Linked DNA regions of Homo sapiens: region 2 is linked to region 1. Evidence: read pairs that join two places in POLR2A ChIA-PET (ENCODE). Cell type or tissue: OCI-LY7. All regions are shown on one strand. Each heading gives the region's core, and the rest is flanking DNA. Links, peaks and the distances in the headings are about the cores only.

Region 1 (8,151 bases), core at 1,377-6,376:
GCAAACTTCTTGTCAGCAGGCCATTTTCTTGGCTGAGCCTGTTACTGAACAAAGTCAGTATATGCACAAGCACTGTGGTGGAAGCCCCACTGACCTGCTACTGCTTTCAAAGTGGAGCACTAAAGCTTAGCATTGAGGAGCCCTGTCCATCCCAACATTAGTGAATTGAGTTAATTAACAGAGAAGGCTTGCAATTTCCATATTCAGTAGAGTTAAGACACCATCAGAGGTTTCTGGAATTACATTCTAATTAGAAAAGTTTCCTTTTCTTCTCATTCAGGTTACTCTTTGAAAACAAATTTGTTCTTTCATAAAGGAAAAAAAAAATTCTGCAGTTTTCTTTTGAAAGCTAATTATTTCCTTTCTTTTTCTTTCTTTAATAAGTGTCATTCTCCAGCTGTGAAAGTGATGCCTTCTAGGCATGTTGCACATATTTAAAGGTACACATGTTGCTTAAGAGCACTGGGGGCCTTGGGGATGGTGGGGTGGGGGGGCGGTTAAAATGCCCTCTTCTGTAGTTTCTTGAAAAAGGAGCCGCTAAGAGTTAATACTCCTGTGAAAGTGCTTCATATTCACTAGAGAATATTCTGACAAGTAGGGGGATATTTACAAAATTCCAAGTTTGAAATTTTTTTATGATATGAGTTAGGTACAGTGTTGATCTCTCTTTATACAGAAAGAGGAAACCAAATGAAAGATTTGGGTATTTACCTCGTGGATTCCAAGACGCTTGCTATTTCTTTCTTAAATCCCCAGAAGGAAATGAGAGCATCTGAACTTTTAAAAAGGAGTATAAAGCAGAAATAGCTCTTGCAGCAGAAGAGCAAGTCAGAGCAAGAGGAACAAGGAAAAGAAAACAACAGAAATGAGCTTCCTCAGACAAAAGCCTATGTCCATTTTAATTACACCGATTTGCCTAGACCACCAGGCAATCTATGTTAGAATTCATTAGCGTGGCTCGGGGTCCAGAATAAGTTATACAGAGATCAGTGGATATAAAACATTATAACCAATTACACAAGTTTCTACTCCAGTTCCAGAAAAGTTATGGAAGTCTCAGTTCCTGTGTGTGCCATCACTTTAGCCTCCAGGAAGCTATCTCTTAGTCTCTCCTACTGTAAACATGTCTCCCTGAGTCACCACAGCATCTGTTGTTTCTAGGTGAAGGACTAATACAAATAACAGGGAGGCGCCTGGCATCTGGCCACCTGAACACAAAGTCACTTAATCATACGGGAGTCTCTTCATTGCTATGATCTCAAGCATTTCAGGAAGAATGCCAAATGGAGAACAAAGAGACTGGCAGGCAAAGAGCTCCTGGTTGCCTGGATTACGTCACAAGCATAGTTTTTGCCAGATTAACATCTATGCTTTTACTGACTCCAAATGTGACTTTAAACAAAAATTCTCATTCTCTGTGCAGTATTTTACAGCAATTGGAAATCCAGTATTGAAGCGATTCTTTGGAATCCAGCAGATCTGAATGATGGGTGTGAGTGCATGTGCATATGTGAATTATATTCTAAGAACTCGTGGAAATAGATGTCATAATATCTCCTCCTGCCAATGGAGCAGGGAACAACATCCTACACTCCTGGGCATATCTGTGAGTGTAAAGCATCACCACTTACAAGGATTACCTGTTTATTATGATGTGCATTATTAGCCTAATGCTTACTCTTTCAGAGCCTGCACATCAAAGAAATCTACAGTCCAATCGGCCCTCTGTGTTCCAGGGTTCTGCATCCTCAGATTCAACAGACTGCAGGTTGAAAATTCACAAAATAAAAATGCTTCTTAAAAAATGGCATTAAAGAGAAAAATACAGTGTAACAACTATTTACATAGCATTTAAATTTTACTGGGTATAAGAAATCTAGAGATGATTTTTAAAATATGGGAGGATATGCCTAGGTTATATGCAAGAACAATGCCATTTTCTATCAGGTACTTAAACATCTGAAGATTTTGGTATCTTCTGGGTTCCCAAAACCAGTCCCCCGATTGTACTAGTAAAACCTTGCTTTTGTTAGATTTTGGTTGTTTGAATTTTTTGTGTTGAGTGGAAATAATGAATACAATAATCAGAAACACTATTACTTTGAGATATGTTTAATTTGTAAGTAATGTTTATATCTCTTTGAATTTCCCAAGTTGATATAAAAACACATTTATTTTAGGTTAAGAGGTACCTTTAGCTTTTAAAGATTATTTATGTGTCTGTTCCAGTCTATTGCTTAAACTATAGAATAAACAATTCTTAAGGGTAATATTTAGTCATGATCATTTATTGGTTAATTTACTTTTTATTTTTATGTCCTTCCTCAAAACTTTCATGAATGTATATACATATAGCAATCAATTTTATCTTTTCTCTACAGCATTAACATGAGTTATCTTCAGATTTAAAATGCCAAAATCATTGTATTTTACAAACACAATTTAAACACTCATTTGTTTATTCACAATGTTTTCTTAAACATGTATCTATACATTCTAGGTTCAGGACATGCCACATAATCAATGTGCTAAGTAAGTATGATGTTGTAATTTAATTGTTAGAATTATTTTCTTAATGGTATATAAAATGATGATACTTTGTACTTTGCAATCTATGACTTTTCCTATCTGTTGAAATTCTATGTTGATATCCAAGAGGAGGAAAAGATCAGAACGAACATTTTTAAAGCATTTATTGTTTTCTGGTGACTACATTAAGAGTTTTATGTTTTATATCATATTCATCAAATTATGACTTAAGAATTAGTGTCTTCTTTTTGCAAAGGATAAAATAGACTTCAAGACATATAAAAACTAGCCTCCTCCAAGTCATATTTTGTAAGTACAATTGTCAGGATCAAATCCCTTGCTTATTTGCATATACTTTCTCCATTGCAAAAAACAAAACAATAAAACACAACAACAACAACAAAAAGCAAAGCCTAAATTATCACAGATGATGAGAAAATTAACCGAAATTAAAGAAATGATAATAATAACAAAAATATATTAAATGGCCAATGCAATGGAAAATCGAATACTCTTCCACTAGTTTATAAGCACCATGTAGACAAGGTCATGTTTGTTTCACTGTCAAATATATAAATGTATCCCTAGCCTTAGAACAGTGCTCAATAAGTATTGACTAAATCATAGAATTTGTCTCAAAGGCTTATTTTGTGCATGCACTAGTCATCCAAAAAGAGGTAAAACACCATTAGGTTTCATCAGACTTGATAATAAGTTTCACTACATTTTATATCCTTGGGGAGGACCAGTGCTCCAAGTCAGAATGACTTACAGAAAAACAACTGCTAAAATAGGCCTTGGAACATTTGAAACCAGATACAGTTTAATGTGGTTTATCCCTCCACTTAAGTTATGTTTGTGTGTGTGTGTTTGTGTGTGTTTGGTAGAACAAGCAAAGAAGAGGTTTGCTTAATCTTTCGCAGGTTTTAATTTTCTTCTCCAGTTTTACATCACGTGAATCCTGCTGCATCTTCCCTGAAAGACTTTTTAAACATTTTTTTTTTCTGTTACTGCTTCTGCCTGCTCAGCCTCCTTCCCCGATCTCTTAATTCTCTATATCTTCTGTTCTCAACTTAACTCCACCCATTAAATCATCAAAGAAGCTGATTTGGGGTGTGTGCCTGTGTGTGTGTGTTTTAGCTTATTTTTAGCTAGGACTAGCGCATGTACAAGTGGCCAAAACTAGTGAAGTATAACAAGTTAACAGCAGAGTCAAGGATGACACTATTTAAGGTGCCATTGCTTTGCATGACACTGAAATAAGCTTATTAACTGCTGGCGAATTCTAAGCTACACCACCTCAAAGTGGTAAAGATTTAAGTCTTTCCAATGTTTGGAGCTAAACGAATGCCTAAAATCTTTCTCTTTTTCTCTCTAGCTTTTCTCGGAGTTGAAAGTGATAACACACCACCACATGGTCAAGTGAATCATAACCTGCTGGGGCTTGAGGTATGGAAGACGAACAGTGGAGGAAAAGGTATCTTCCAGCCTGGTGAAATGCCGTGGAAATGTGAGGCCATTTATTTTTTCTAAATGCCCCAGCAACAGCTCTCATTCACTTGCAGAAGCAAGAGCTGTTCTGACTACTCACAGTATATGGTGAGATCTTTATTTCTTTGCCTTTTTTTTTACTGTGAGTTTCCTTTTTTGTCATCATTGACCTTATAATGAATCACTGCACTGTCTGAGTAATGAGGCTGCAGTAGATAAGGTCTCCTGAGAATATGAAGGAAGAAGTATGTTCAGCAACTGATTACTGACTTATCCACCTGATTATAGTGACCAATCTACTCATATATCTGATTTCAAATGCCCAATACAATGTTAATAATCTTATTAAAACTTCTTTGCAGTAAAAATCAAACTTCTTTGGTTGATGTTTTTTCTTAAATTTTTAAATTCTAAGTAGAGCAGTAGTTTTAAGATTGCACAATACAAATATTTTAGTGATGCTTCTGGAAATCCATCTAGCAACTTGTTATTTACAATATACTATTAGTAGTACATTATAAATAACTGAAATCTAAAACATAATTCATAAGGAATACAGAAAGAAAATAGAAGGGAGGATATCAGTTTAAATATCATATTTAACAATTTGATACTTGGAAACAAAATAGTTAAAATAATCAATCCCATTTTATTTTCTTTTTACATTTTATTTTCTTTTTAAGAATTTTGATTTGCTTCTGGAAATATTTTATATTTTAGTGATGTTTCTGGAAATCCATCTAGAAACTTGTTATTTACAATATGCTATTAGTAGTACATTATAAATATCTGAAATCTAAAACATAATTCATAAGGAATACAGAGAGAAAATAGAAGGGAGGATATCAGTTTAAAATAATAATTTAACAATTTGATATTTGGAAACAAAATAGTTAAAATAACGAATCCCATTTTATTTTCTTTTTAAGAATTTTGATTTGGTGACATGCTGGTTTAGCAATAGCCATAATTATGCTGCCATTTCCTGTTTCCTTTATTAACTAAGAATTTCAAGATGAAGAACCTTATTTCTTATAGAAAGTTAGCTGAGCATTTTCCTTTCCCTTGTTGGAACTGAAGAATTGAGATAACTCAGAAACCTAACACTTCGATATGAGTTCTAGTGCTAGGAGGATGAGTGTCCTTCATTTTGATCTTTGCTAACTTTAAGTGACACTTCTCATTACCCCTCACCAGCTCTTCCCCAAAGCATCCTGCCTTTTCACAAGCTGTGAATGAGAACTCTGACTGGCGTTACCAATATTGTTTGCTGAGTAATAGTTTGTTTTCAATGTGCGGCTTCAGGATCATTTACTAATTAAAATTGCTTTACCACTGAGAGGTCCCCTGAGGTATGCCCTTGTTTATCTGGATTATACCATGAAGTCATAGTTGAATCAATCCTTAGACCATAATTTTCTGCTAATCCAAATGAAAAGTTGGAAATAATAAATTGATAAAACTCACACAATTTTATCAGCACACATGTACAATTAGGTTTATCATAAATCAAATAAACACAAACACAGATATCCAATCTGACACAGGAAGACAAAGCTTAAATGTGGAGCAATGGAACTATATGACTAACTTTTAAATATGCTACTGATAAAGGGGGAAGGGTGAACTTTAAAGAAACTGCATTTTTCTAGTCAATTTGTATTTATAATCAAAAAGTTCTGGAGTTATAATATCATAGCCTTTGGGCCTTATTTAACATATCCACGCTTTACGAAATCATCACTCAAGTAAACCAATAAAATAACTTAGGCTGACTTTCCCACAGGTTAATATTGTGACATGCTCAGGTCCTCAGTGTTACATTTGTTTAAAGCTGTGGCATGATGAAAAATTATCCTTTGTGAGTATGTGTGTGTGTGTGTGTGTGTATGTGTGTATGTGTGTTAGGAAGTGGGGATAAGAAAGCCTCAATAACTTTGATTGCTTCAGTGTAGCTAGCAACATCAAAACAAATATCAAGTATATCAAAGATGAGAACCTAAAGAATGTCACATAAGGCCGGGCGTGGTGGCTCACCCCTGTAATCCTGGCACTTTGGGGGGCTGAGGCGGGCGGATCACCTAAGGTTGGGAGTTCGAGACCAGCCTGACCAACATGGAGAAACCCCGTCTCTACTAAAAATACAAAAATTAGCCAGCCGTGGTGGCTCATGCCTGTAATCCCAGCTACTTGGGAGACTTAGGCAGGAGAATTGTTTGAACTTGGGAGGCAGAGGTTTCCGTGAGCTGAGATTGAGCCACTGCACTCCAGCCTGGGCAACAAAAGTGAAACTCCGTCTCAAAAAAAAAAAGAATGTCACATAAATGATTCAAAATCAATAAGGAAAATAAGACTTAAATATCAAACAACTGAACATGAACAATTCCTCTGATTTATATTAATTGTCCAAGACATTGAATATCCAGTGTCCAACATAAGGACTAGCTTGGAGCAGACCGTCATACATGTTTGAAGAGTTATGTGGGGAAACAATGGATGGGCGAATGAAGAAACAATGGGTGACATAAGGAGTTGGTGGTGTAGGGTTCTGGTCTGTTTTATTCATAGTTAATAACTCCAGTTCAAGGGCAAATAAGAGAAGACAAGAAAGTAAGGCCTAAATATTTCAATTTTAAAACATAGTATGTTATAAGAGAATTAGTAAGTAAAACTATAAGAAAGTGAATGAGTAGATAAGACATAACTAATTGAAACACTTCTATCATAGATTTCTAGCGGGCTGTATCATTTTCTATAACTATACAATATCAAGAGTTCCCTTATAGATTTAAAAAGAAATAACAGTGTATATATGATGCTAAATGACACAACTCAGTATCAATTGTTTTACTTCTTTTTCCCAATTAACTATAAGGAAAAACAGTCTCTATAGGAGAATCTTAACACTACAGCTTAAATGATGTGAAGGGAGATAAACAAAAATACAAGTAAATTGTCAAGTTCCTGTTTAGGTTGTGGACTTAATGATACTGGCTTATGATATTTCACAAGTGTTTTTGGGAAGATTTCTCATTTATTCTATTTATGAGATTGATGTCCTGGATACTTAACATAAAAAAGTATATTTATCCAAAGTAAAACAAAATAAGTCCCTTTCACCATTAATATTTATTGTGTAGCTTAAATGCAGCAGGATTCTTCCAAATATGAAGGCAAAAAAACCTGGGCAGAACCTGACAGCCTAAGAGAAAAATGCTGCTGAATTAGCACTTTCCGAGAAGGCCTTAGAGACTAGACATATATTATCTTTGGAGTCAATGATAAAAAGAGATTTGAGAAATAAACGTGAGGGTTTTCATGACTATGCAATAAATACATTTTCTAACATAGAAAAGTGACCTATGTTCTAAAATGTTGTTAATTATATCTTCAAACAGATGGATGTCTATGTGTGTTTATCTGCATATATCTTGACACTAATGACCTGTAAATTACTACTGTATCTCCTGACACATGAACCAGACGCATGGAGAGATTCTCGATATAAAAATTAGTTAATCTTTATAAAAATCGAAATATCCTAAGTCTCTTTCAAATATAAGATTCACTCAGATTTACTCTGTAATTCATAATTTCCTCTTGTGAATTAGAGATGTGTACATGCCTTGAAGGTTCCATGGAATCCTTTGCAGATAGAGCCTGATCTAAAATGAGGCATATGTTAAATCTTCTTACACAAGGCCAGGCTCTCATCTTCCTCTGCACCCCACAGTGCTCATTCAAGTGAAGAGTCATCTTTGAAGGCAATTGTAGCTTCTTGCTTGGCTGAGCATCATGGAGCTTGGAGCAAGATAAAAAAGGAACTACAGACTTTCACCTAGAATTCTGCTAGCAGGACACACTGAAAACAGCCAGCCAGACCACTGTGGGATAAGTTTCCTATCCCTTTTGCCACATACAAAGTGTGATATATACTAATTGGCCTACAGTAATTTCCATCAAACAAATAAGAAAAGTATTTCCAATCATATCCAAGATTTATTTTATTGAAATTCTCTTCTGAAAAATTTGCCTGCCTACTTACACAATTATGCTATTTACAGTCTAAATAATTTTATCTGTCTTGGATATGCACAAATAAGACATTCACTTTATTAGTTTTCCTTAAAA
Region 2 (8,151 bases), core at 2,171-7,170, 160 kb before region 1:
TGCAGAGATGTAGAACCTGAGTAGAAAAGGAATCTGGTTGGCTAAAGAATAAGGTCAACAAAGTTACTTATCAAAAGAATTTTCGATGTAAAGAATTTCTATCAAAAGGATTTTCTATGCTTTTAAGATGGCAAAACTTCAGAAAACAGTAAGCTCTCAGATTTCAGGACATGATATTTTATTAACTGCTAATCATTGACAAGATACTGAAACATTCTACCACAGCATGAAATAGTAGGAATAGACAAGGTTTACACGGACAACAAATCACCAAGCCTGACAAACAATGAAATGCAAATCTAATGGAGGTAGCTTTTGATTTTGTAAATAAATCATTAAATGATTGAAATAGCTGTCTGAAATTTGCCATGAGTTTGAGGAGATAAATATATCCTGACTGCACATCAGACTTACCTAAGTTAATTTAAATGTGTGCTTGTGACTCTCTCTCTCTGTCTCTCACTCTCTCCATACCCCCACCATTCTACTGCCAACAATTAGACCAGAAACCAGAAACTCTGGGGTACACACCCTTTAAGGTATGTACATTTTAAAAATCTTTATAATATAGATAAATTTAAAGCATATCCAGTTTGTGGGATATTTCACAAGATAACTGACCTGGTTTCATCAAAATATCCATTACATTAAAAATTGTTTTTAATGAGTTGGGCAGGGGAGATTGCTTTAAAGAGATTTATTAAATGTTTCAACCAAAGGCAATGTCTTAATTCTTTTTGGTCTCTGAATTGAAACAAAAGCCAAATGTACAAATATTGTTCTTGAGAAATTTGTCACAATTTGAATATAAATGACAGTAAATAATTACTAATTTTATTAAGTGTGATTATGTCAGTGGGTTATATAAGACAGAGGAGAGGATGGAAGGAAGGAAGGAATAAAGGAAGAAGGGAAGAAAGGAAGAACAAGGAGTTAAAAACATGAAAAAAATAGATTTTTAAAATAATTATTGAATTTAGCAGATGGGTATATGAAGGTTTATTAAACAACTCTCTCTATGGTTATGACTAAAAATTTTCATAATTAAAAGTAAGTACAAAAAGAAAATTAAAAATTCTGGCAAACAATTAGAGATTTTTGTTAGCATGTTTCAATATCTTCTTTGTTAGCATTCTGATTTCTAATTCTAGTTTAAGCCTAGGAACCTGCATTTAAAAAACACTTCAGGTACATTACAGGCAGGCTTTAAGCAATGACACATTGAAAAACACTAAAGAGAATTACATTTTCTGACTCTGGAATAAATAATCTGAAATAACACATTGAAACCAGCTAAGTACATTCAGCTGTTATTTTATTCAACGGTATCTCCTTCAAGGCGAGATGGGGACTAGGAATAAGTTAGCCTTGGTCAAGGTGGACACTGAGATGATGTTTCTGATTCAACATAGTGCTTTGGAAACAGAGGACATCCATTCAATGTTTACTTGCAAAATAAATACATACATACATACATACATACCTCTGGATGATCAGTCTAAAACCTTACTTCTTCAACTAGAGCATTCTAAAAAGTCAGAATTGTTTAATTTGGTTCTGGGTAGAGAACACACTGGTGACTCTTTGACCTCTATTGGCTGCATTTCTGCCTGTCATCCCCAAACTGTGCATTCCACTTCAGGCTAAGCCCTTGATCTCTTTAGGAGCCACTGCACACTAATTCTTGCTAGTAATCATGGCCACAGACACTACAATCCCATTGTTTGTGCCCAAATCGTGACTCTGCCACATATTGAGTGTTCCTGAGCAAATGACTCTACTCATCTTTGTGACTGAGTTTCCTCTTCTGTGAAACAGGAGTAATAATGGTACCTACCTATGTTGATTTGCTGATGTGATGTGCTTTACTTGTTTAAACTGTTTAAGATTGTACAAAGCCCATAGCAATACTTATAAAATTTTGACATTTATTATTGTTGTGCTTCTCTCATGCTGTTAACACTCAACTATCTATCTCTCACATTATCTTTATTCATTTCCCCCGATTAGGGAAATTATTAACTTGGTTGACCCGTGCTGAACATGTTCAAAATATAACTCTTCTTCTCCTACTCAAACATCATGTTTTTGAAAAATTAACATTTGTCCAGTAAACCAACTAAAAACTTAGGTCATTTAAATCCATTTCAATCTTTGTCCACTATATCGAAACTATCCTCATATCTCAGACATCACATACCTCCAGGTCTGTTTTCATTTTTGATCCCCCCAAATCTCCAAGCACATTTTCATGTAGCTACTGATTGTCCTAAAGTTCCATCCTTCCATTCCTTAAATGTTTCTTGCACTACCACATTCATTTCCTCCTCTCAAGGTTGACACTATGCCCCTAGTACAAGTTATTACTTCAAACATGACATGTATTTATAGCCCTCTCAGTGCTATGAACTTAAAAATAATAATACTGGTTGAATAAATAAATATTTTATGTGACAGTTACCTGTTATAAACATCTGTCCTGTAAACATCTGTCCTGTAATGGCCTTTAAAAATGGCCTTTATACAAGTCAGTTATTATGGAAACAATATGGAACATAATGTCAATAATTCCTCAGTCAGTTACAATCACATACTTGTACCAACAATTAGGTACTTGTCCCTTATTTAATAGTGAACATGGCCTTATATCACAAACAATTAAGTTCTCAATAGTGCAATTAGTGGCAAGAACAAATGCAAGGCAAAAAAGAAAAGGGTTTTTTAAAACTAAAATTCCAAGGCAATGTGGGATTGTGTATCCATGATATTCTTTGAAGTTTGAAGGCTCTTATATCCAATGCATAACTGGCTACGATTGGTTATCTCTTTCACAAGGCCACATGATTTATGTATTATCTTTTATTTTCCTCCCGACCCCTAAAATCCCCATATTGGCCTTTTGTTTCAACAATTTTATTTTTGCAATGGATTTTTTAAAGTTTCTGCTTACTTTTTCAGTTTTTTTTTTAGACGGGTCCTTGCTCTGTTGCCCAGGCTGAAGTGTAATGGCGGGATCTTGGCTCACTGCAACCTCCTCTCCCCCTGCTCAGGTGATCCTCTTTGCCTCAACTTCCCAAATAGCTGTGACCACAAGCATGTGTCACCACACCTGGCTATTTTTTTTTTTGTATTTTTGGTAGAAATGGGGTTTTGCCATATTGCCCAGTCTAGTTTCAAACTTCTGAGCTCAAGCAATCTGCCCACCTCAGCCTCCCAAACTTTCTGCTTATTTTTAATAAATATGTTAGACTCATATCAAGAATTGAGTGGCACTTACAAATTATCTACATTTTATAGGTTATGCTTTGTTTAGCATTTTGCGAAATCCTACTTATGTAGTTGGATATAATTTCAGTTGAATTTCTCATTTGCCCAGATGTCACACAGTCAATATAAATCTGAATTTATGCTAAAAAATCAACCATCTCTCTACCTTTCTTTCTCAGCTTGTCAGGTTTACAGTTGAGAAGGATGTTAGAGATCATATTTCAAATGCTACATTTTAATGATGAGAAATTTGAGACCAAAAGATATTAGGAGACATTTTTGGCATTACTTGGTAGTTAAGAGGGTTTGATAACCCAGGTTCAGACTTGTAAGCAGGTGTTCCTTACACAGCAGCAATTTGCTCTCCATTAAGTTATAATAGCTAAGGACATACACAGAGTTGAGAAAAAGTGCTATACACACTCTTACTTTTTTTTTTTTTTTTTTTTTTGAGATGGATTCTCACTCTGTCACCCAGGCTGGAGCATAGTGGTGTGATCTTGGCTGACTGCAACTTCTGTCTCCCAGGTTCAAGTGACTTTCGTGCCTCAGCCTCCCCAAGTAGCTGGGATTACAGACACCCACCATGACGCCCAACTAATTTTTGTATTTTTAGTAGAGATGGGGTTTCGCCATGTTGGCCAGGCTGGTCTGGAACTCCTGACCTCAAGTGATCCTCCCGCCTCGGCTTCCCAATGTGATGGGATTACAGGCGTGAGCCACCACGCCCAGCCCAAACTCTTACTAATTTTATTTATTATTATTATTTTTTTTTTGAGACCAAGTCTCGCTCTGTCGCCCAGGCTGGAGTGCAGTGGCGCGATCTCGGCTCACTTGAAAGCTCCACTTCCCAGGTTCACGCCATTCTCCTGCCTCAGCCTCCCCAGTAGCTGGGACTACAGGCGCCCACCACCACGCCCACCTAATTTTTGTGTTTTTAGTAGAGACGGGGTTTCACCGTGTTAGCCAGGAGCACTCTTACTAATTTTTGACAATCTTTTGCCTCTTGATTGCTACAAGGTTTTCCCAGTCTAATGCCCTATTTCCCAATTTGAAAAAAAAAACCACAGGCAAGGAGTGTTGAAAGAATATAGGGAAGAACACAGAGGAAAACTCCTTGCATTGGCTACTCACCTACTGACTTCCTCAATATCCCTGTGATCTGAAAAGAAACTTATAACACTTTGGAAACTGTCACCTATATATAGTATTATAATGCCATATATAATTCCCAACCCCACAAATATTCAACATTTCAAGTAGAGCATGCCATAATTTAATCAAATAAATATCTCCACAAAATTAAACGAATGTTTTAATAAGGTCCTGAAAAAATTTTTTTTTAATGTACTGTTGATGTGGTATCCCGTATTAAGTGCGTAATACCTAAAGGACAGAGAAGTATTTGTCACCTTGCCTTTGAAAAAATTAGTTGTTACAGTTGTGTCTTCAGTTTTTCTCTTAAGTTCATTGGCAGCTATACCAAAAGTTGTTTTTCACCAACAGAATTGAAATACAAGACCAGAACAATTTTCAGATTTAAACATCTAGGATGTCGTTCTCAAATGTCACATGGCAATAGTTCACTTAAAGAACAACAAACAGAATGAAGTGTTGAAGGAACATTTTACTTTTCATCATTGTTTACTTATATTCTGATGGATATGTCAGACCTGAATGCCTAAAAGCAAATATGGATGGGAGAGACAAAAATAAAAGCTTATGAGTTTGTGAACCAGAAAAATCCTTATACCCTATGTATTTTCAGCTAGTATTACATTTAAAACATAATACTACTACGAATTGAAATTAAAAGAAAGATGATATTTAAATGGGAAAAAAGAAAAGGTGATGTTAAAATGACATTTTATTTATTCTTTCCTTTATATTAAATCTTTAAAGCAGATTTTTTTTATTTCAAGAAGGTCTATATATAACAAATAAATTTCTAAGATATACATACTTGGACATTAATGAATGAATAAATACAGTATACATAAATTCATTTTTAAAAACATGTCTAAAACAGTGTAGCAAGATATAAAAAACATTGTTCTGATTAACTAGCTATGTGACCTGCACACTTCTTGAGATGGTTAAAAATCATGATGCTCAAGATGGTGGTGATGGAGACAATGCTGTTGGAGGCATATATAAAAATCTCCAGCAGACCATTCCAAGCTACACTGCCCATGGGAGTGGGTGGTGGCTCAGAATAGTTATTAATCATTTCCTATGAAAGTTAATAAGCACAATAGTAATGATGAAAATATGTTGTTTATGTGAATATTGTAGTGACAAAAGTTAATCAACTGATATAGGTTGAATGTTTGTCCCCTCAAAATCTCATGTTAATGTAATCCCCAGTGCTGCAGATGGGACTTAGTTGGAGGTATTGGATCATGGAGATGGATCCTTCCTACATGGCTTAGTGCCATCTCACAGGTAATGAGTGAGTTCTATTATTTCACAAGAGAGCTGGTTGTTTCAGAGAGCCTGGCATCTTTCTTGCTCCCTTTCTCGTTATGTGGCATGCCTGCCCATCCTTTCCCTTCCAGCATGATTGAAAACTTACTAAGGCTATCACCAGAAGCAGATGCTGGTGCCATGCTTCTTGTACAGCCTGCAGAAACTGAGCCAAATAAATCTCTTTTATTTGTAAATTACCCAGTCTCAGGTATTCCTTTATAGCGATGCGAATGGACTAACACATCCAACCATTAAGATATTTTCCTCTTCTATTTCTATTAGATAATATAGCATTAATAAATTATTAAGCATATGATGCAAAAGAGGGTAGTTACATTGTTACAATAATTCTTATTTATAATTGTAATCCCTTTGCATGTCTCAGGATTTCTGTCATATGATCTTGCAATTTCACTTCTGGGTACATATTTAAAGAAAATAAAATTAGTATGCAAAGAGCTATCTGGGCTCCCATGTATAACACAGCATTATTCCCAATAGCCATAAAGAAGAATGAAATATCGTCATTTTTGACAACATGGATGAACCTAGGGGACATAATATCAAGGAATTGCTTTTTCTTTCATTTTTTTTCTAAATATGTAAGACCGGATAAGTAAATTTTTTTAACAGGATAAGTTTTTTTGTTTGTTTGTTTGTTTTTTTAACAGGGTAAGCATGGAAAACATTTAGTAGGGTTACTGGTTGGTAAGAAGTGCTCAAAAAATGGTGATTACTGTTATTTTTGTTGGTATTATCCACAATCTGAAATGATTAGTTTTTTATATTATGAAAATTATAACTTTAACCTATTTTATTATCAGTTTCCAAAGAAGGATTAATTCACTTACAAGAAAGCCTACGGTATATTCTTGCTGTCTTGCTTTTCCTATATGTTTCCTACTGTTTCTATTTTATTTCTATCATCTACATTTCATTGAAATTCTAATATCACCATTAATATTCTAATATTATAATGCCATCATTTCCATTACAAATGAAATACACTCTCCGTATGTCAGGGCAATTACTTGCCCTTTTTCCCTATATCCACATAGCAATTTTTTATTTGGGTGAGATTAAGCATAACAAAAAATACTTGGAAGAGCTCAGATCTGAAATACAATGATTCACACATCCAAGAACTTTATTAGGTTTAATTATATTTCAAACAGCTGAATTAATTGATAAGTGGTAATATTTATATAGAAAAATAATCACCAAGAACTTCTAACTTTAATCAGCAGAAATCTCAAAAGGCGGGCCAAACTTAAGAACTGCTAAAAATAAAATGTCTTTTAATTTATAATAAATGCACATCCTTATGAGTATGTCATTTGAAATTAATGGAATTTTTGAAATTGATACTTGTCAAGTTCTTGCACTGCTTTCCTGTGAGGGGAATTTCTCCTTCTTGATTGTGAGACTCATGAACATCACTGTTTTACATACCATTTCTCTATTAAGGATGAAGCAGTCTTAGACTCTACAGTATTTCATCATGTTGTGAATCATCATTAAACATTTTGCTGACTCTCAAATGTCAAATATTCTCCTGTGTCATAAAGAATTTCATTAAACAGCATGGGAGAAAGAACAGAGTAATTTTAGGAAATCTTCCCTGCTGTTCATTATGAGCTTTGTTATTTATCTCCCATTCCATTTTCTCCTGGCAACTATAAATGATCTCTTCCTCATCCAAATGGTTCTATCACAATTACAGGTTTATATGTTTAAGCAGAATTTACCTAGTATGAAAAAGTCTCTTTCTCAATAGCAGCAGTAATTTTACCAGTAAATTCTACAGGTATATTAAAAAAATTAAGATAATGAGATATCAAGTAATAGTCATCATTGTAGTAATATGCATTCTCAATGACTAAAAAAATCAAACTGACCAAAAAGAAAAAGAAAAAAATCCCTTTACCTTTGGGGACCCTTTTTAATGTAGTATGTACATTTTACTTAAGGCATTAAGCCTTTTGGGAAGGACTTAAAAACTAGAGCCATAGTTAGTTTTTTTCTGACAAAACTCTGTAATCTAACAGAAAAGACTAAGAGGGTGGGTATATAAGAAAATTCATAAAAACTTAGAGTGCTGTTCTGGTCTGGAGTTAGTGCATTAGGCATCCTGAAGGTGATGTGAAGGCTTAGTTTAACAAAGGTGAGAAACAGATGCATTTTTGCAATTTTGCCAATTGCCAGTTTTGATATTCTCTCTGAGCTACCTGTTATGGTAGCTGTTACTTACAAGTGGCTATGGAACACTTGAAATATGCCTAGTGGCTACATTGGGTGAATTAAATTTTAAATGTAAAAGTGAAAACAAAGTAAAGTATTTTTTTCTGTCAAGTAAACATTCTTCTTTTGAGTACAACTTCATTTCACATTAACTATCACACTGAATAAGGTTAT

The links. ChIA-PET counts read pairs that join two places held together with the same protein. Peaks named below come from ENCODE experiments on the same cell type or tissue, not always from the same donor. Only the 100,000 strongest peaks of a DNase experiment are listed, where the experiment ranks them.
Region 2: POLR2A ChIA-PET joins it to region 1 with 6 read pairs; 2 of 35 experiments call an interaction of 5 or more read pairs at or near these places.

Annotation. Positions count from the first base shown.
Region 1 is chr13:66,656,154-66,664,304 of GRCh38, forward strand. The region is part of intron 3 of PCDH9 (protocadherin 9); the gene reads right to left. LOC105370247 (a long non-coding RNA gene) reads left to right here. Exons shown (of 3, transcript XR_007063818.1): 3 at 3,908-3,992. Among named protein-coding and RNA genes, the nearest start is that of PCDH9-AS2, 160 kb to the right of the region's middle. In OCI-LY7, for the core only: a CTCF peak has its summit at 3,931; DNase peaks (open chromatin) are centred at 3,698 and 4,008; H3K4me3 peaks cover 3,348 bases; H3K27ac peaks cover 4,201 bases.
Region 2 is chr13:66,494,119-66,502,269 of GRCh38, forward strand. All of the region lies in intron 4 of PCDH9 (protocadherin 9), which reads right to left. Among named protein-coding and RNA genes, the nearest start is that of PCDH9-AS1, 190 kb to the left of the region's middle. In OCI-LY7, for the core only: no CTCF peak of the experiment used is centred there; no DNase peak of the experiment used is centred there.